2 separate regions of the Mus musculus genome follow, and region 2 is linked to region 1. Evidence: chromatin loops called from intact Hi-C (ENCODE). Cell type or tissue: heart. All regions are shown on one strand. Each heading gives the region's core, and the rest is flanking DNA. Links, peaks and the distances in the headings are about the cores only. Region 1 has its middle 22 kb from the start of Gm26071. Region 2 overlaps Ahr (aryl-hydrocarbon receptor).

Region 1 (11,281 bases), core at 1,077-9,076:
TTGGATATGCACTACCCTTTGCCAGATGAAAATGTAGCATCAGGTAAAGCAAGAGGTAGTCCAGGAAGAGAAGGAGCCAGATGCTTCCTGGTCCTCCATGCCTATCCCAAACCCATGGAAGAATGGCAGCAGAAGTGGGAGGATTACTTTGAATTTTGATATTAATCTGGAGAGTGGTTAGTGTATGTAAAAGGATACTTCTTATTGCCTTAATAAACTAAGACATCTACCAAAGAGTCCTCCCCTCCCGGGAGTAGGAAGGAAGGTTACAGCATTCTTAGAGCAGATTCAAAGAGTCAGGCATTTCAAATAAAAGTTGCCTTCCTCTTAGACATTCGTGAGGCCTCTTGGCTATGAGTTTATGTATAAATGCTGAAGACTGATGCATTAATCCTATTAAATGTATTCCATCTTTCTCTTCCTGGTTTAGAGTGTGACCCTAGCCACTGTTTCCATTGTCTCCCTTGCACTATTTGCCTTCATTCTTTTCCTGCCACACAAGACCACACAGGCTGCTCCCCTCTGTTACACACTGTATGTACATTATATGTGTATGTATGTGTATGTATATCTGTCCTCTTGGATATCATCCTCTTAGCTCTGCCAGTTGAAATATTTCCTGATGGTTTAGGTTTATGTCAGCAGCCATTTTATAAAACATGAAGAAGAGAAGCAGCTAGAATGCTGAGTCCTCAAATCCTTTACAAGCTGCCATTGGTGTAGGACATTACTCTGCTATCCTCCTGAGGATTTGCTCAAAGGGCAGAGGAGTAGGGGGAAACATCACAATCCCTAGATACAGATTAACTGGAAGGCTCCAGCATTCTGCCCTAGCACACATAACTAAGCCATTTTATACACTCATCATGTTATCCTTATAACAGCAAAGAAGCCTAACCACTACTTTCTAGAAGGACACAAAATGATGCAGCTTCAGAACTCTGGATACCCAATCACAAAGGAACTCTCACAATATGTACTCACTGATAAGTGGATATTAGCTCAGAAACTTAGGATACCCAAGATATAAGATATAATTTGCTAAACACATTAAACTCAAGAGTACGAAGACCAAAGTGTGGACACTTTGCCCCTTCTTAGAATAGGAAACAAAACACCCATGGAAGGAGTTACAGAGACAAAATTTGGAAGTGTGACGAAAGGATGGACCATCTAGTGATTGCCATATCCAGAGATCCATCCCATGATCAGCTTCCAAAAGCTGACACCATTGCATACACTAGCAAGGTTTTGCTGAAAGGACCCAGATATAGCTGTCTCTTGTGAGACTATGCCAGGGCCTAGCAAACACAAAAGTGGATGCTCACAGTCAGCTATTGAATGGACCACAGGGCCCCCAATGGAGGAAATAGAGAAAGCACCCAAGGAACTAAAGGGAACTGCAACCCTATAGGTGGAACAACAATATGAACTAAGCAGTACCCCGGAGCTCTTGTCTCTAGCTGCATATGTTTCAAAAGATGGCCTAGTTGGCCATCACTGCAAAGAGAGGCCCATTGGACTTGCAAACTTTATATGCCCCAGTACAGGGGAACACCAGGGCCAAAAAGGGGGAGTGGGTGGGTAGGGGAGTGGGGGTGGGTGGGTATGGGGGACTTTTGGTTTAGTATTGGAAATGTAAATGAGCTAAATACCTAATAAAAAATGGAAAAAAAAGAACTCTGTATACTCCCATCCAAACCACACTGGCCTGTGAGTTGGAAGATGGTACAAGAAGAAACATGCAGTCCTCCACCCTTCCAGTGAGAGAAGGTGACTCCCATTATCCCAGTGCCTTAAATATGTGTGTCTGAGGACTAAGTTTCCTCAACATATAGACATTATCATTAGTCTTAAGTCATATAAGCTCTATGTTCAATTTAAGTTTTATTATTCATTATATAAAATGGACTTCTGAGCTCTTCCTTAGGGAATATAGAGTCAAGTCAAAGATGCCTCTTCCTAACTCCAATCCTAGCACCTGGAAATATTTTTCTTTTATGACACTTAAATTATCATGCCTCACACAGTGCAGTGTTTAGGCTCAGGGAAACCATAAGAACATAACTTCTGCAAAGGCATACTCTGACTTGTCTTTCTTAGCAACATTCAGATTCTCTGAAGAGGTCAGCACATAGGCAGTATTTACTAAATATTTATCAGTGGTTCTGTAATTAAAATATTGATATACAGCAACCTTTTCTGAGGGTAACTTAGTATAAAGCACAGCTTGCTTGAGTAGTGCACAAGAAGTTTGTTTCAATGTCCTGAAGGTCCTTCCCTGAAAGAGTTACATCTTCAGATGCATAAATCTGGGGACCCTAAAAAGACTACAGTAGGACTTGATGCAGGAACTTGTCTAGCACATCATTAAATCTTTCTGCATTGTTCTTATGAGTTCTTATGAAGGTACGTGGGCCAACTTCACTCTGCTGCTCTCCTGCCAAATTTGAAACCACAAATCCTTAGGTTTTACTTTTCTTGCAGGACACTGTAAGTCGTGATGCCATACCCCACTCTGCATGCTTGGCAAAGCTTCTCCACCAGACGTTTTTGTTTTACAAGCAAAAAAGCATTCCAACACTAATAAACTCTAAGTTTTCCTTCCATTTTCATATATATATTTTTTAATTGTTCCATTTTGTCTTTATGTTTTAAAAATCTCTATCTTCTAAAAGGTCTTGCTCCCAGTTAAAAATCACTGGACAGATTACTTGAATGACAGGTTTCTTTCTTCCACGTAAGTAACTTGCACTGTACAACGTTTATAATAGTTTTTGACAACACCCTTGAGAATGATTGCTTTCTGTATTTGACAGAGAGGACCACTGGTTTTCCTTTGCTCATGTGCTTGTGTGATTTTTTACATTTGAACTCATTGTTTGCTTTTCTCTTGTGTCTGAGACTTTTAGCTCTGGATGTCCATCAAGTTTTTAAGTTTAAGTGCACACACAGTTATTTGAACAGTTCAGAACATTTTCTAAGCAATCTAGAAAGCTAGCATAGATAATTTTTTCCCTCTCTCCAGAAAAATAAAGCTTTGCCCCAGAGCTCTCAATCTTGTCCAAAGAACCTGACTCTGTTCTCTAGGCCCATGCCCCACCGCAGTCCGTTCTGTTGTGCATCTTTGAAAATAAGAAAGCATTTCATTTCTAAGACTTGCACATCAGTCAGAAAATGAGGATGACCAGCAGGAGAATAATCAAGTACTCAGGGCTGCACATGGTAGGAGAGGCAACAGCAGAAGTGCTCTACTGAAAAGTAAGTTGACACTAAGGGAAAACCTGATCTGTAGCAGACCAATGATAATTTGGAGGTTCTACTAGAAGCATAAAGGCCTTGCTCCTTTTCCCAGAATCGAAAGAAAAAGAAATTGCTACTACTACCCCCTACCACCAACAGCAATGTCAGGTGCTAGCCACTACTTTGTAGAAGGACCCAAAATGATGCAGCTTCAGAACTCTGGATACTCCCATCCAAACCACACTGGCCTGTGAGTTGGAAGATGGTACAAGAAGAAACATGCAGTCTTCCACCCTTCCAAAACAATAACAAAATCACTGAAGCAAAAAACAAACAAACAAACAAACAAACAAACAAACCCAAATCAGGAGTTATTTTTCCTTTTGATTCCAGAAACTTACTCAAAAACGTTTGCAATGTGGCATCAAATGCAATTTCTGCCTGTAAATAAATACTGTAATTATTTGAACTATGTAAAGTGATCCAACTCACAGTTTTGAGTGACATGTTGGGGACATTCTCTAAGATGCCTCTGGGTCACAGCGGGCAGGAGCACATGAGGTTCTTCACTGTGCCTCACCTTGCAGCTGTCACTAGCAGGGACACTTTGGGAAAACTGCAAAGACATTTCAAAGATGGCTAAAGGAAGGCAGAAAATAAGAAGGAAAAAATGCACACTCTGGCTTCTTACCCCTTCCTCCATGGAAAACAAACTGCCAGGTCTCCTAATGCCAAATGAGTTTGTGTGTGTGTGTGTGTGTGTGTGTGTGTGTGTGTGTGTGTGTGTGTGTAGGGGGGTCTGTGTGCAGTCACTTGGACAGTCACCATGAGACTGCCAAGATGCACTTGAAATTGTGTGCTGCACACTTTAATATTCTCCCCTAGGTAGTTACTCATTCCCTGGATACATTTCCCACAAGGGAATGCCCATGACAGGTAAGATTATTAATTGTGTTTCTTTCAAGTTTGCCCATGTCACTTTGAAGCATCTGCAAGTATATGATGCTTTCTTTTCAAAATCTTTGTAAAGATTTACAGCTGAGTTTTGAAGCTTTTTGGTAAGAAAGAGAGATGGGCCATTGTCTTTAATCCATTCCATTTTGTCTTGAGAGTTACTGATGACACATTCACAATGATGGGTGATAGGAAATCTCTTTTGCTGTCAACATGTATGTAGGTGGACTTCTCCTGGATTCCTTGGTTTTGAAGACAGAAAGAAATGAGTGAATCTTACAACATAAGGCTTTCCCATTATTTTCAAAGGGTATGTAGAATAGCCTTAAGTAAAGTGGAAGTATTTGTCACATTTCTGGTCATATTTTGGATGTTCTTAAAAGACAACAATATAATTCCTGGTTTAAAAAAATCCACTAAATTTAAAGATATTTTAGTATATATTATCAGTAGATGTGTATTTTTTAAAAAATCCAAATATTCATTTTACAATCTTGAGTCCAAAGCTGTCACTATCATTTTACCTGTGGGTTCTAAAAAATACACAAGTCAAACAAATACTTTGAGCAGAGATTACCATCTATGCTTTAGATGGCTGACAACTTCTGTCCAAAACCTATCTTAGTCATTACTGGGACATCTGTATCTCATGTCACACTGTACAGCTCAGATCTCTTTTTCTCCCTCCCTCATTTCCTTCTCTGTTCCCTTGTTCCCTCTCTCCTACTGCATAATATACACAGGCACACACCAAACAACAGCCAAAACCCTGAGAAGCAAATAAGAATTTCTAAGTCTACACCATCTCAGCCAGTAAATGTGACACACCCCATGGTCAAATTTTCTGTCTCCCATATATGCAATATTTACGATGTGGGTCATTACCCCTTAAAGTAGACCTTAAGACCTTACCTAAAATGACAATCATTCCACTGCAATTATTCCATTTTTTAAAATGATTGGTTAAATACAAATCTGTGAGAAAAAAAATAAGTGCATCACTGTAAGGCACACCTCTCCTACTTACTGTTTAGAGAAAAAGAGAGCAATGCTTTTAAAATAAAAACATCATCAAACACTACGAGTCCATTATTTTGATCTTTCATGGGGGTTCAAGTAAAGCCAAGTAGAAAGGTTACTGAATTCTGCCTATCTTTAAAATGGGAAACAATCAGCAGTCCCAAGGCACACAGCAGCTTCCTTTCCAAGGCTGCTGATAGTGGAACCACACACACCCTTCCTGTTACCCCAGGTGCTAAAGAGATTAATGCTGAAAATATCTAAACACTTGGAAATCCTAAAGACATCCTCCCAGCTGGCTATAAAAAGACTGCTCCTCAGGCCTGCTGAGATATATCACATATTTCCCTCTTATTTTATTCCAAAATGAGAGAAAGTTTGTTGAGTTGGCTTCTTGTGTGCCTCACCCCCTACTCCTACCTTGCCACCAATACCTCAACTTTTTTCTCTTCTCTCTCACTATGTGTAACATTTTCCCACTTCTGTCTCTCATGAGTAGGTTGAGTAGTCAATGAGTTTATTTAATTTAACTTTTACCTAGATGTAAGGCACATCAATACTAATAGAAATGTCCCTCCCCTATGTTCTCCAGTCTGGCTAGAGTTGTGAGCAGCATAATGCTTGTTGTACAAAGTTCACGGTGGACTATTAGAATGTTATTTCTTCACCAACTGGAAAATAATAACTGCTATTCGTGTTTTGACTGTGGTGATAGAGCGACAAGAGTGCCACCATATGGCATCATGTCTGAAGTGGGCTCAGCTTTACTCCTATTCATGTCTCTATTCCTCACAGATGTATTATTGGTTTCTATATACATTATTGCTTTGAGTTTCCCTATTGCAATTCTAGTCACCTGAACTTTGTGATTATGAATGTTTAAGTATGCTGTTAAAATGAGGCTCTTTAAATGTTTGTTAGGAAGACCATAGCTGCGAAGGCAAAGCTAGGCTGAAGCCTTGAGCAAAAAGGAGTTTCAAAGTGACAAAGCACTTTCTAAACTTCCTTTTTCAGAGTTGAATGGGGCATCTTTTACGTCAGCAATTACCAAAGCTGTAGGCAGAATTACAGCTGATGATTAATTTATATAGGTCATTTTGTGGCCGTGTCTACTTTGTTTCACAGAGGCGTAAGGAAATCGGAATCTTGTGAGAGAATATGCTGAATGCTGACAAGATGAGAATTCATAACCGATGTGTCAGAAAAGAGCTTGGATAATGTTGCTTGGTAGGTCCTTTAAAGATGCTTAAACTGTTTAAACTTAGACGGTCATCAGAGCTCATCACACACGTGTGTGAGCATCAACTCTTTTAGCTGCCTGAGGCCAAGCACCTCATACAGATCAGGTGGCAGGAGAAGAGATGATGAAGGACAACACACACCGTGGAAGGAGCAATTCTCTAAGGACATACAGAATATGATGGAAAAGTCTGGGAATAAGGAGCAGAGGAGGACAGAGGAACTGGAAGTCTCCCTTTCACTCATCGGAGTTCCAGGCCAACTGCTGACTCCACGTCTTAATCTTCTAAGGCCGTGGTCATTGATATTGCTGCCTCAAGCTCAGGTGGGGAGCCACCTCATTCAAGCATCAGTTGAACACCTTTAGTCATACATTTTATTTCAAAAGGCATTAAACAATCAGAGGAAGAGAGGCAGTTCTCATAGGGATATTCAGAGGAGCACGAACTTGTCTGTTTCATTTTTCAAGTTAGTAAAGAAAATTGTATATTTTAGAAGTGCAGGGATGCATGTGCATGCGTGTGCGTGTGTGTGTGTGTGTGTGTGTGTGTGTGTGTGTGTGTGTGTGTGTGTGTGTGTGTGTGAGTGAACATGTGTGAGTGAATGCCTGTGTTCTCTCTCAGCAATTTTCAGGCACCCAATACAATATTGACTATAGTCAATATGCTGTACATTATAACTCAAAACCTCAAGCATTCTATATATCTGATAATTTCTACTTTCTGATTAATATCTTCCCAATATTGTCCCCTGGGAACAACCATTGTACTTTTTTCCCCCTTTCTTCCACCAGGGCTGCTGACTTCCCCCACCGCACATAGCATCATTATTGAGTCTCCGAGAGTTTCACAAAATGCATCCCAATCCCAATTCCTTCCATGTCTGCTCCCCTTGTGACTTCCTCCCATCAAAAAAAAAAAAAAAGGTAAAGATAATAAAAGGAAAAAAGAAAACAAACAAACAAAAAACCGAAGTCTACTTTATGTTGTCTATACACTCACCAAAGCATGGTCAAACTCCAAGTGGCCTGCCCCTTAAATAGAACGGAGTCCTTCCCCTTCCACACCTCTGCCAGAAGCCATCAGTTATAGAGAGTGACACTTTTTTAAGAGGTCTCTTGGGTGACTTCTTGCCTAGCATGTTATTTTGGGGGTTGGCGGGTTGGGGTGGGAATAGGGGTTGTCACAGACACCTTCCATGTCCCTCCCTCTCAACTGTGCATCTGTAGTCATCCACATCAAGCAAAAGTAGCTTACTTGCTCTTCACAATCATCAGGAGCATGGATCTTGACTTCCACAGGTTTCCTGGCAGCAATAAAGACCAGAAACACAGCCCCCTGCTACAGGGCCCACAGACAAGACCCTCAGAAACTGCCTGCATCATGAACATCAACATGGCCTAAGGTGACAGCACAGGCCAACAACATCAATATGGTCCCTGGTAGCAACACAGCTTATAGACCTTGATGTGGTTTCAGGTTGCAGCACAGACCATGAGCATCCTTGTGGCCTTCATTTTAAACTTGGACCTGGGCATTACCATAGTCTCAGGAGGCAGCACAGGCCACTCTGATCAATATGTCCACTGGTGGCACCATATCCCTAGACATCAACATTGCTTCAGGTGGCAACAAGTCAATAAACATCTGCATGACTTTTGGTGGTAACTCAGACTGCAAACATCAACACAGACTCTGACTGCAGTAGAACCTTAGACCCAGGCATGGCTTTCAGTGATAATATGGTAGCAGCACAAACAACAGACATCTGCATGGTCCTCAGTGATGACATATAACACAGAGATTATTCTGGCCCACAGCAGGACACAGCTGGGTGGAGTGCTGACAGACACAGGCCTGGCTGATTCGCCAGGCTGCTGCCCCTTCTACCACATGCCTAGCCCCCCATTGTCCTTTCTTAGTCTATGAATTCGTTCCTTTAGATTTCCCTGCAAGGTATCTTCTTCAGGACCTATAGATGAAGTGTTCTCAGTGAGCCTGTATCCTATCTCTGGAATACAATTCAAGTCGAATTTTGATCTGGTATTGTAGTTGGAAAGCTGTATAGGGGTTTTCACCCTTTAACATTGTGGCATGGCATTGCAATCTACAATGGCTGTAATAACAATACTGGGACCCATGTTGCCCACAGTCACAGGTTGGCAATGCCAGGTAGCACTTCCACCTCAGCCATTTCCTAAGATTGACTTTGATGTTGGCAGTGGAAGCAGAGACTAACCATGGCATCCAGCCCTTTATTCACTAGTAATTCTAAGCAAATGAATCAACTCTGAATCAGGGGTGCACTAATGATAATTATAAGCAATAGAAACTATCTAAGGTTGGGATGGTACTTTTTTTTTAGATTAGATCAATATCAGAACAGATTTGAAAGGGCAACTCGCTATTACAATAAATCAGGTTACTAAATATGTCTTTAACATCTCATTGGTAGAAAGAGAACCTAAAAATTTTCCTTGGTTTTGTAGTATTACTGGGTAGACATATTTAGAGTCAAAAGCACTCTAACACTAACACTTTGAGAGCTGATAATGACAAGCAAGAGTCACCCTAGTGCTGTGAATTCTAAGTTGATGTTTTGTTCATGAGTAGCCATGTATTGCATGGTACCAGGGTGACTCACGAAGCACATGGACAACAATGAAAAAAGTTCAGTGGTAAAATAAAGTTGATGAGTATTTACTTTACTTAGAAGTGATGATGTCAGGGGTGACCTTAACAACAGCAGATTCCATAAACCGCTCAGGGCAAAGCTTGGTGACAGGAAGGTGAAGAGGAGGCAGAGATTTCCTTTTCCGACAATATTGGCAGAGTAAATATCCTGAAACTCTATCATGCTATAAAGAACCTAAAAGTAGTAGATACAAAAAGAAAAAAAAATGGTTTTAGGGCATGTCTGAGTTGGAAAGAGAAGCTGTAATAGTCATAAACAGTATTTGGCTTCTTTAGAGAGAGAGAGAGAGAGAGAGAGAGAGAGAGAGAGAGAGAGAGAGAGAGAGAGAGAGAGAGAGAAGGGGGGCCATGATGTTGCTGTTGCATGGGGGAGGAAATGGAGAGGACCTTGGAGGAGTTGGGAGAGGGAAAAGCATGATCACAATACATTGTGTGGAAATTTTTTTTCCAGTTTTTTTTTTTTTTTAAATACAGAACTCTGGGAGGAGTCAGCTGAGAAAATGGTGAGCTTTGATATCCTCTGTTAGGTCCTGTGACTTATAGCTGCGATCTTGGCATAGGAAATGATAGTTCTGCAAATGGTACAAGCACTGGACATGCCTTCAGTGACAGCATGGACTAGAAAAATAACAGTATAATCTGTCTTGAATGAAGAATCAAACCAAGGATCTTGCTCCCAGGATCTCATCTAGCAGCCCTGGATGATGAGGTCCAGGTTGGTTTATTCTGAGAGTTAACTTGGCTGCACTGATGTGCACTCTCATAGCTGGTAAAGCATCATTTCTGCCTGTGTCTATGTGGTACTACTAGAGGAAACTGAGAAGTAAGTGTGTTTCGCTTTGCAGGTGTGGACTGGTGAGGTCCTAGATAGAATACAAAGGGAGAAGATAGGACAGTGAGCACCCTGTCCTCTCCCTGCATGTTACAGTTCTGCAGTTTCAGCTTTGGGACCCTGGGTTTGCTCATGGTTGTCAGTCTTGCAGCCTTGGTCAGAGGTGAACTATCAGTCTCATGGATTTCCTAGCTTGCATCTACTCTATTGTTCAATGAGTCAGCATTCATGATGGCCTGAGCCATTTCCCTTAGTGACGCTCCTCTCATCCCACTGCCTGCACAGTCTCAAACAGGTACCAGCAACCCCGGGATTGACACTTTCTTAACTACCTATCTGAAAACAGAAACAATAATTTTCTCTAGAAAAATTTACTGTCAAATCAAACTTTAAAGAATTTTCTTGTATAAATTCTCAACATAATTCGGGAACTTAAGGTAAAAAAAAAAAAAAAACCAACAAACCAAGAGAGAGCCTGAGTATTAAAATGGTCACAGTCATAAATTGACATTTAAAAAAAACCATAAAAATTGTTTTTACAAAACCAAGTGTGAAGAAGAAAGCCATGATTATGAAGCTGATTGTCTCATTCCGATGAAAAGTAACAAGTAAGCTGTATACCTCGTAGTGAAATGTGTACTGCTTAACGTGTTAGACATCACTAAGAGGGAAGAAGCTGCAAGCTAGATCTGAAATAACTGCCCAGAGAGCACAGAAATGTATAAGGATTATAAAGGCAGCAGAGAAACATGAAGGATGTTTAAAATATGTCAAATCACAATTTCTCAAATAAATACCAAAGAAATGGCAGAAATATAATTCTGGAAAGGACAAGTATCTGGGAAACCTGCAAATTCCAGAAAAATTCCAGATGGTACAAATCTCAGTGAAACAGATCCACCTTTCCTAAACTATACAACAAAATAGAAAAATATATTTTAAGATAAATTTTTATTTATAAAATTATATATATACAGATATAATTTTATAAATAATTCTATAATTGTATTTATATAGACATATATAAGGCATATATATGTATAATTGTATATATAAATTATATATATATATCATATACACACATATTTGAGAGAGAAAAAGAGAGTCAAAGAGGGGTTGTTTATATAGAAAGAGACTGAGAAAAAATTACCTCCAAAGAAACAAAATGATAGCTGAATAATAGCAAAAATGTTTGAAGCCAGAGACAGTAATGAAACTGATCAAAATTTAGCTCTGTCATTAGAAGTATTAAATTGCCCTTAGTTGAAAAAAATTAAAAACCAAGAAAGTTTATATGGAG
Region 2 (11,281 bases), core at 1,834-9,833, 60 kb before region 1:
TATACTTGCTTGCCTCCCTATAGAATAGGTTTGGTCCTGGTAAGAGAATCAGAACTGCTGCATTTGTTTTTGCAGGGACCAGAGCTTCCTGCATAGTAAGTATTTGAGGTTTACTAAATTACCAGTTGATTATCCTAAAAAAAGAACATGCCTCTGCTTAAGAAATAGGAAGATGAAACATTCACCCTAATCTTTTCAGGATCACCGCAGAATCATTATTTCTAGACCTATTTAATCTTCCTGGCTTTTTAAATACGTGGTTCTTGTGTGAGCACCTGCTGTTTACACATAAATCTCTCCTTGATGAAAGCCAACAGGACAGTAGAGAGTCCATCACAGCCAGAGAGCAGCAACAAGACACTGGCAAGAGTCTGACTCGGTGGGACTTCCAGGTAGACGTCTCAGACTGTTCTGTGATGCTTTTTGTCTCATCTAGGGAGTTAGAACGTCAAGCTGAACTTAGCTTGGCAGTGAGATTCATCTTTATGCCATGTATCACCCTTATTATTTCAAATCAAGCGCGTAGTTTATGATGAGTAGCATTTGAAATTCTCATTCAGAGATCAATGCCCTTGCACCAGAGCTGGGGGAACAAATGGAATTAAGAGTTGGGTGAATTCTCTGTTCTCTTCATCTTGAAATTATTCCCCCACCGTGTGTGTGCGTGTGTGTGTGTGTGTGTGTGTGTGTGTGTAAGTGTGCACATGGATTGTACGTGTATGCAAATGCACTCGGAGGCCAGAGTCAAGTCTTCTTCACTTGCTTCCCCTTTTAAAAAAACAAAACAAAAAAAACCCCAAAAAGTAATGTTTTAATTCTTTGAGAATTTGATACAGTGTATTTTGATCATATTCATTCCTTCTCCAACCCCCTCCAGGTCCTCCCCACCTCCACCCTCCCAACACCCCTCGTCCCTCCCCCTCTCTGTATGTATGTGTATGCTTGTGTATTCAATTTTAATATCTGTTCTTTACATCCCAACCACATTTTCCTCCACCTCCACTCCTCCCAGCCCCTCCCCACACCTCTCTTCCCTAGACCCATTCCTCCATTTCCCTTCCAAGAAAAAAAGAAAAATCAGGCCTCCCATGGATCTCAACCCAGCATGGCATAAGAAATTGCAATAAGGCTAGGCACAAACCCTCATTCATATCAAGTCTGAACAAGACGGCCCAGTAGGAAGAAAAGGATCCCAAGTGCAGACAAAAGAGTCAGAGACACCCCTTACTCCCTTGTTAGGAGTCCCCTGAGAACAGCAAGCTACACAACCATAAAGTATATGCAGAGGTCCTAGCTCAGACCCATATAGGGTCTGTGGTTGTTGTTTCAGCCTCTGAGAGCCCCTGTGAGTCCTTAATTGATTCTGTGGTCAGTGTTCTCATGGTGTCTTTGACCCCTCTGGCTCCTACAATCCTCCCAGTTTTCTTCAGGGTTGCCCTGGCTTCACCTAGTGTTTGGCTCATCTAGCTTTTTTGGCCAAGACTCCTGGGTGTGTGTCTTTCCATTGTAGAAAACTTGATTTTCTTTCTCCCAGCAGCAATCAAGTAACAATAGCATCTCGGGGTAGAGGTAGGATTTCATGTTGTCCTCTCCTCCCTGCTAGGCCTTTGTCTGGCTTGCTCTTTCATAGGACTTGTGCATGTTGTCGCACTCTCTGTGGGTTGATATGTCCTCTGTCCTGTTATGTCTGAAGTCATCCACTGCCTTTGGCTCTCAGGATATGTCTGTCCCTTCTTTCACATAGATCCCTGAGCCATGAGGGGAAGGCACTGTTGTAAACATCCCAACTAGGGTCGAGCACACTCCTTCCTCTCCTTCTTCTTGCTGCACGTTTGCCACTTGTGGGTGTGTCCGTTCTTGGCTATCTCCTACAAAAAGGAGCTTCTGTGGCGAGAGTTGAGCAACGCACTTATCAGTGGGTGGAGCAATAAGTCATTAGGAGTCATTTTATTGCTGTGTCCATTTAAGAGCATAATAGCAATAGGTTTTCCCCTGGGATCCTATCTAGCCACAGGTTCTTGGGCTCGATCTTGTGTCAGGAACAGGCCATCTCATAGAGCAGGTCTGAAATCCAATCCAGAAGAGATTATCAGTGGTTCTGTATTGAGGTCATAAAAGTAACTGTGATAACAGCGTAGTTAATCTTACTTAGTCTGCGTGAGAAGACTAACTCAAATCTTTAAGGGGAATTAAGGAAGTGGAAATTTGAGAATCTGTGCTTACCTGCAATATGTAAATGATTAACTAGGTAAGTCACTCAGCATTACAATTTCAAAAGCCAAATGCATGCTTACTAGTAGTTTTTCTAGGTAAAATTTGCTTTAAAATCGTTTTTTTTTTTAACTTAAAGGCTCTTTCAGTATGAAAATACCTATTTTTTTTTTTTTTTTTGGACAGCTCAGTGGTTTTAGTATATTTTTGCATGAATGCTATGGATTTCTTGGTATTTTTTGGCAGTGTTTGGTATTATCTCATAGTTATTTCATAGTTGTGCTGGTGAGAAAAAGAAAAGTTGGGTAGCAGTATAGTAGAGGGGTTTATTGAGAATTACTTCATGTTTCGTCGGTAGAGCAGTCCCTGAGGGGACGTTTTAATGTTAGACACTTTTGCTCTGTTTTCTAAAGGTTTTCCTTATTCTTTGTTTTTCAGAGTAAAGCCCATCCCCGCTGAAGGAATTAAGTCAAATCCTTCTAAGCGACACAGAGACCGGCTGAACACAGAGTTAGACCGCCTGGCCAGCCTGCTGCCCTTCCCGCAAGATGTTATTAATAAGCTGGACAAACTCTCTGTTCTTAGGCTCAGCGTCAGCTACCTGAGGGCCAAGAGCTTCTTTGATGGTATGTCAGGGTGACTGACTTTTACAGTAACTCACAGAATACTAAAGTTAAATGTGGTCCTTTAAATGTTGGTGACAAGACAAAAAAAAAAAAAAAAAACTATCCATGAGTGCAAATGTTGTATTTATTGTCGTAGAAAATAATGAACCAACAAAGCTAAATGTGTAACTGTTACTAACTTTCCTGTTTCATTGATGGACAATGGAGCTGTTTGGATGGTACATGCTATCATTCTTTGAAAGTCATGTATTTAGAAATTATACTCAGGTTTCATTTTTACAAAGAAATAATAAAGTACTTTAAGACTGATTGGGGCTAGGACTGGGGCTGGCTCAGTGGACGAGAGAGGATTTGGTGTGTAAACAATGCAGATCTGCGTTCAAATCTCCAATACCCACTTAATGTGTTGCCTTGCATGACTTTAACCTTAGCACTGTGGGGAACAGAGACAGGACTCTAGGCCTGCTGGCTGCCAGCTTATTTGCAGGTTCAGTGGGAATAAGGCAAGAGTGATAGGGAAGGGTACACAAAGTCTTCCTGTGGCCTCTGCATGTAGGCATGTGTGCATGCAGGCATGTGCACTTGTACCCTTCTCTCTCTCTCTCTCTCTCTCTCTCTCTCTCTCTCTCTCTCTCTCTCTCTCTCTCTCATTCTCTCTCTCACTCATGCACACAAACACACACATATGCTTTCTCTGACACACATATATGCTTTTCTCTCTCCTTCTTTGCCTCTCTTTGTCTCTTTCTCTCTCACACATACATACACATACTTCATCTCCCTCTGATGCACACACACTCTTTCTGTGACACACACACACACACACTCTCTGTCACACATGCACACACACAAACACCCACTTTCTTTGACATTCTTTCCCTCTCCCCATTTCTATCTCTCTTTGACACATACAAATTAATATACACCTTTCTCTCCTCCCCACATACACACACAGGAGATAGTAATCTATTATTCCTATATTTTCTGTATATTTATTCATTTAGCCTTTCAAAGTTATATAGACTTCGACAGCTTTAAATTAATGTATGTTAGCGTCAAGAAAATGTAGTCAAAATGGTTTATGGTCAGAAAGAACACTTAACTATGGAATCAACAGTGTCGGGTTTCATTCTCCACAGTGCCACTGGCCAGCTCCTTGACTTTAACTGTGCCAGGGAGCCCCCTGTGCTTTACCGTGCACTCAGCTGTGAGGGTGGCAGTGCGGCCTGCATGGTTCAGTGTTGTCTGTTACATGTCAGTCATCCAGCACTTCATCACCACAGTAATTCCAAAATGGAATTCCTGTTTGAAATTAATCTTCTAACATAATTTATCTTGCATAGTAATTCCTTAATTATCTTTTACATGCATTCTAGGGATTTGAACTTTAGACACCATGCTGAAATAGCAAGGAATCTTTCTTGCTAAGCCATTTCCCAAGGCCTTATTTTTTCTTTTTATGTTCATAAAAAATTGAGTTATTAAGGCATGTGCTATTTAAGGGATCATATTCTTTCACGAATTGTAGTGAATGGATTAATAGCAAGACCTCAAACTGTTGTGTGCTTATACGTCACTAGGCATCACAATGAGATGCAGAAGTCTCCCCTTCTGCAAGCTCAGATGACACTAAAAATGGCCATCCAGGTCACCAGGCAGCACCTCCTCATATCTGTAATGTGTCTCAGAGGACTGCAAAGACCGTCATCCCCCTTCAGATGTGTGTTTATATGATTTAATGTCTTTGATTTGAGCAACTTTTGCTTGCACAGTTGTGTATTTTCTTAACAAGTGTAATTTTTTTTACAAAAGCGTTCTGTCAGTGCCCACAGACACCTAGAACAGCGATTTCATGTGGTTGTACACTGAGCCCTATAGTGGCCATTCCAGTGGTTTAGAGTGGACACTGAGTTCTACAGTAGTGATTCCGTGTGGTTTGTAGCGTACAGAGTCTGACAATAGTGATTCCATGTGGTCTATAGTGAACACCTACTCATACGGTAGTGATTCCATGTGATCTACAGTGTACAGCGACTCTTACAGTAGTGATTCCACATGGCCTGTAGTATACAGTGACTCCCACAGTAGTGATTCCATGTGGCCAGTAATTTACGTAGTTCTATAGTAATGATTCCTTGTGATCTATAGTGTACACCAACTCCTACAGTGGTCATTCCATATGGTCTGTAGTGTACAGAATCTGACCACAGTGATTCCACGTGGTCTAGTAATGTAGAGTCCTACAGTGGTGGGATCATGCTTAGTTTCATAGAAGACACTTAACAGTCCGTTTAAAAAGATTCCTCCCTTTCAGTTCCATCGCACTGAGCCCTTCACTCTGTGTCACTGTGCACACCACTGCTGTGCCTGGGTGTCCTGCTAGAGCCTCATCCTGGGAGAGCTATCGCTGAGCCCAGGTTTCTGGATTCCTTTTATTGTTTCTAACTCTATCTCTATCCCTCCATCTCTGCAAAGTCCTAGGACTTGCTGTGTGCTGGGATGAAGGCCTGTCCCACCACCACCACCACCACCACCACCACCACCACCACCACCACCACCACCACCGCCCATAGTCTCCGGACAAGCAGCTTCAGCACTAATGGGGGCTTGTTAAAGATACTGGCCCCGTAGGAACTTTCCCTGTGAGCCACTGCTGTGGACTGTAACCTTGAGCTCCTGCCAACTTCATAGCCTGAACCTGGCTCATAGGTTGTGATTCCTGCTGCACCAGATCCACTTCACTCTTCCCTGACACAGGGGGTATCTCTGCCCTTAGAGAATTTCATGCACAGGGGCTTCAGGCTCAACTCTGGGAGAGTTTATTGACTTGAATCATCGTACATTTCAGTGCTTGTGCCTTTACGATGAATGTTGATTTGTTTGTGTGTATGCAAAATAAAGTTTATGATGTTTGAGAAAGTACATGCATTGTCCCCTCTTTAGAGGCAGGAGGATGGCCCTGAAGCTGCTTAGAATAACCATACACGTTGCCATACAAGCACTACATAATTGCTATCTTTAAAACAGATGCATATATGTAGGTTCACACACATGCATGATGGACATGTGTCTTGTTTCCCCCAAGTCAGCCTCATTACCAGTGCCAGGCACATTAAAAGTGTTTTCTTAGCCCTTCATTAACTAGTTAGATTTTTATTCAGGTTTACTACTTATTTGTATTATTCCTCACCAATTACATCATGCTTACTTTTAGGCTACTTTGCTGGTTTTACACTTCCGTGTACATAAGACCTAGCTGGAAACTTTGTTGAGCCTTCTAGAGCAGGCCTCGTCTATGCCGATTCAGTCACTTCTCTAGAAAACCAAGGAATCGGTATTTGAGCAAATATGTTAACAAGCATGTGACAGAGTCTTAGTTTGGGTTCCATTGTGCCCAGAGCGAATTTTTAAAGGTTGTTTTCTATGCTCTTGAAAGGAAAAATCCCAACATACAAAATGCTAAGGAAGGTTTTGTGTGTGTGTGTGTGTGTGTAGTTTAAGGATGTTTATACACTTTGAACAGTAGCTCAAGCTGTTCGATATATGGACATAGGGTTTAATGGAAAGTGTGTGTGGGGGGGTAAAAGCCAGCTAAAACCCAAATGACCACATGTCTTCTAAGGACCATCCATGGCCCCTGCAGTGTGTCCGAGGACCTAGAAGAAAATGTCAGGAGCATAGTACCTTTACGAACAGAACTGTGGTGTGCAACCCAGGGGACATGATAGAGCTCCCGGCTGTCCTGAGGGACCTATCCACACTCAGCCTCACCATCCTGCTATCAGGGAAACAGTGTAGTGAAGCGAAGGGAAGCTCCAAATGAATAACAGGATGCAAACAGGGGGTGTGTAAATTCCTGCGGAAAGAACAATATAAACGAGTAATCATACAATCTTGCTAGAAAGGAAACTCAAGTTTTACTATAACAATAGATATTTTTCCAAGAAAATACATCTATTTATTGCAAGTTCAAATAATACGGCATGAATCGATCTTCTTACAGTTGAACTGTCCGAAAAGCAGCAGTTGAATGTTAGGTACAACATTAATATTTATACTTTTCTAGTTAATTGAGACATCCCTGAATTTAACTTTTAAGTACTTAATACCTCTTACTCGTGTTTTAGGTAGTGTGAGGTTTGAAGCCGTCTCTTTGAAACTATTTGAGTCTATTATGTCCAATGCAGAAAGTATTCAAGAAGTTCAATGACTATGATCAGTAGAACTTTATTTATGAATACATGGATTTTGGTGGCTGTATCCAGGTCTTAGAATTGGCTTATGTTAACAGAGAGGCCATTTCTCCTGTATCATGTCTGTTGAACAATGATCAAGCAGGAGCTACTGCCTCACAAGGGATAAAAAGATCAACCACAGGATTTTAGTTAGTTAGTTAGTTTTTTTCAAGACGTGGTTTCTCTTGGTAGTCTCACTGTCCTAGAAATTACTTTGTACAGCAGACTAGACTTGAACTCAGAGATCTGCCTCTGCCTTTTGAGTGCTAGGATTAGAGGTGTTCACTACCACGGTCAGCTAATAATTTATTCTTAAGAAGTGTAATTTTGATGTCTATATTTTGAATGAGGTTTTCTTATTACTTATTGAAATTTTCAGGATGTAAATAGTTTGTTCAAACTGCTCTACATTTGGATGTTGTCCTAGTTAGGCTTATTGTCTATGTGATGAAACACCATTTCCAAGGCCAACGTATAAAAGAAAGCGTTTAACTGGGAGATTTCTTACTTTCAGAGGGTGAGCTATGATGGAGAAGACCGAAGAAGGCAGTAATGGAGAGCCCACATCTGATCTATAGGTTGTGGTCAGAGAAAGAGCAAGTCTGGGCCTGGTTGGGCTTTTGAAACCCCCAGGCCCACTTTTAGTGACACTGCTACTTCAATAAGGCCCACCCCCTAATGTTTCTCAAACAGCTCCACTAACAGGAGATGGAGCACTCAAATATGGGGCCCATTCTCATTCAAACCATATCATTCTACTCCCTGGCTCCCATAGGCTTGTAGCCATAGCATAATACAAAGTGCATTCAGTGTAACTTCAAAAGTCCCCATGGTTTTTCACAATCTCAAAAGTCTGTTTAAAAGTCCAAAGTCTCTTCTGAATATTCCATCAGTTCCTGGGTTCGTAATGTCTCCTTTCCATGTCATGGAGACTGTACACGGCAGAGGACATGTGCCTTAAGATGGGGGTGAACAGGCAGGTGAGGCACATGTCAGTCAGGTAAGGCCCACCTCCCGGTATGCCAATCTGACTTTGAGAGGATGTTTAACCATTCTGTGTCACACGGCCGTTACCTCTTCTGTGTGAACCAGGTGTGCCTGTTCTGAGGTCTGAAGTGGCTTAATGCTGACAGTAAGAGCTCTGTGAATGGATTCTATAATTGCAGTTGTTCTCATGTGAGTTACTCATCTGTCCTATAGAATACTGACATTTGTTTTAACAGAGAACGCCTTGTGACTGGCCTAGGGACCCTTAGACCCAATGTTAATATCACCTATGAACTCGTCTGTGGAAGTGATGCTACACTTTAACTCAGATGGGAATTGCTAACGAGCTCATACGAGCTCTTAGTGGAGTGGATGGTCATTCTTGCCTATGACATTTTCTCTTGTTAGAAATGGCACATTGCTCAAGTCTAGATGTTCTCCGGAAAGAGAGCTGTTGCTTGTTTGGGGAGGGTGCTAGCCATGGACACAGTGTGTTGTTTGCGCACTCACCCTGTGTGTCAGTTTTAATGGTGTGCTGCAGTTTTTGTCTTGGTAAAATTGTTAAGAGTTATCTCTTAATGTCATACTAGTAAATGTATGTACTAAGCCTACAATAAACTTAGAAAATCTAGCAAGCTAGGAGATTTCTAAATTATTTTCCTAAGTCTAGATCCTCTGCCATTGGTCTTCAGAGAGAGGCGTGTGATTTGTAGAGTTGCCTGGGATTATTGGTGTGACCCATGGAGTGTGTCATCTTAGGGCCATGGAGTCAGCAGTTGACAGGGCCCAATCTGTGAGATAACATGCCTTCCGGATGATTCTAATGTCTGGGGAAGTTTCATAGTAACTGGTATAATGTATTAGTCACATTCTGCATTTCAAGTTATGCTTGAACTTCACTCTTGTTGGGTCAAGGTAACAACATGCCTCAGGCTGTTAACAGCCCCGCCAAAGGCCACACACAAGCAGACATTTCTACTATGGTTGTGTTAATGCATAGAAGTACTGCATCTGACCACAGGCATAATATGGAGTGTGATAACAAGGTCTTTGGAAGTGAGTTTTCACTTGAAATTTGGAATAGAACTAACTTTTAAGGCCTTTGCACTTTAAAAATGATCTGCTTAAAACAATAACCTTCCAATAATCACAACACAAACACAATTCCCCCCTTGCCTCCAAGAAACACACTTCGGGGCAGCAGAGGAGGCTCAGTGGCTAGGAGCACTTACTGCTTTCTGGAAGACCCAGGTTTGATTCCCAGTACCCATATGAGGGCTCACAAGTGTCTCTGGGGATCCAATGCCCTCTTCTGAGAGGACTAGCATCCATGTGGTACATAGACATACATGCAGGAAAAACACACTTACACACAATAATACATTTTAAAAAGAATACATGTCATATGCAGAAGAAAACCTTACAGTGTGTTAAAGTAAAATGTATCTTGTTTCTCAATCTATATAGAAAACTTCCTTTAGGGACATATAATTTGGAAATTTATTCATTCATATAAACTGATTTGGAGTTATTTTTGTTAAATTAATAAAAACCGTGTTTCTTAAGCCATTCTATTATACACACACACATATATATATGTTTATGTGTTTTGTCAAATTAGCTAAGTCATTCTTATGTGTACACCAGTGTTGTCAAGGAATTTAACTTTCTTGTCATAATAATTAATGATAGGAAGTGATAAATGTTATAAAATACATTAAATTAATAGCAGTGGTTAAGAATAAATAATTTCTTCTCAAAATGTATCATGCCACATTTCAACTTACAAGTAAACTTAGAAGAACAAAGAACAAGATGTACTTTACCAGAACCCCATAGTTTGTCCTCATGAATTTTATTTCTTCAACAATTAAAAATAATATACAAGAGAGGAAAGTGCACGTTAGAAAACGTAAATTGAGTGACTGTCAGTTGAGTTCAGACTGGAGCCATGGGTGCTGGGGCATGGCTACTTGACAGTGCTATACATTTACCCATGGAGTAAAGCCAGTTCTTTCCACTATGGGATTGCTTCAGTGGCCTTCAGAGGAAGAAAGGCATCCTTAACACCATGGCATTGTACTATCCTTATCTTGGGCGACTTTTAGATTCCTGTCTCTTTAGAAGGGGGTATGTAGCCTACTGCACGGATGTCAATTACCGCTTAACAGATGCTACTCAGGTAGCAGAATCAGTATATTTTCAGATCTTACATTTCATTTCTACGAACTGTCACATGGTCCAGGACTGTTAAGTTTCCATTATCATAGAGATTGGATTATATACGTGATGTGTGAAGTGCCTCTTGATGTTTGAACTATTTTAGGTACCATCTGGTCATCTTAGTAATTCTATTGGATGCGCATCAGTGCTCTCCATTTAAAGATGAGGGAATGGTTAGCACCCAGTGCAGTTTATGAGGTTTTTAGTAGTGCTTCCAGGGCATGTGACAAGGTAGAGTTTATCACGTCTGGCCTTTACTGCTCCTGTGTAAGCTGCATTTTATTTTATACTCACCATAATTCATCTCAAGTGACAGCATTCCTCTTATGTAGAGGCAAGAAAACTAGAGGTGAGAATGGTTAGCTCAGTGCAAGAATTGTGGGATAGATAGGTGGGTCGTCCCTGCACACTGGGAGCACATCCCTGCACACTGGGAGCACATCCCTGCACACTGGGAGCATATCCCTACTCACTGGGAGCACATCCCTACTCACTGGGAGCACATCCGTGCATAGTGGGAGCACATCCCTGCACACTGGGAGCACATCCCTGCACAGTGGGAGCACATCCCTGCACACTGGGAGCACATCCCTGCACACTGGGAGCACATCCCTGCACACTTGGAACACATCCCTGCACACTGGGAGCACATCCCTGCACACTGGGAGCACATCCCTGTACACTGGGAGCACATCCCTGCACACTTGGAACACATCCCTGCACAGTGGGAGCACATCCCTGCACACTTGGTACACATCCCTGCACAGTGGGAGCACATCCCTGCACACTTGGAACACATCCCTGCACAGTGGGAGCACATCCCTCCACACTGGGAGCACATCCTGCACACTTGGAACACATCCCTGCACAGTGGGAGCACATCCCTGCACACTGGGAGCACATCCCTGCACACTGGGAGCACATCCCTGCACAGTGGGAGCACATTCCTGCACACTGGGAACACATCCCTGCACAGTGGGAGCACATCCCTCCACACTG

What was found. Hi-C counts contacts between places; a loop is a spot of excess contacts. Peaks named below come from ENCODE experiments on the same cell type or tissue, not always from the same donor. Only the 100,000 strongest peaks of a DNase experiment are listed, where the experiment ranks them.
Region 2: a loop joins it to region 1, with 2.7 times the contacts of the local background. A loop is called at or near these places in 4 of 42 quality-filtered maps.

The regions. Positions count from the first base shown.
Region 1 is chr12:35,457,804-35,469,084 of GRCm38, reverse strand. No RefSeq gene overlaps it. Among named protein-coding and RNA genes, the nearest start is that of Gm26071, 22 kb to the right of the region's middle. In heart, for the core only: a CTCF peak has its summit at 5,972; a DNase peak (open chromatin) is centred at 5,484.
Region 2 is chr12:35,518,237-35,529,517 of GRCm38, reverse strand. Ahr (aryl-hydrocarbon receptor) reads left to right here. Exons shown (of 11, transcript NM_013464.4): 2 at 2,650-2,837. Among named protein-coding and RNA genes, the nearest start is that of Ahr, 11 kb to the left of the region's middle. In heart, for the core only: no CTCF peak of the experiment used is centred there; a DNase peak (open chromatin) is centred at 6,587.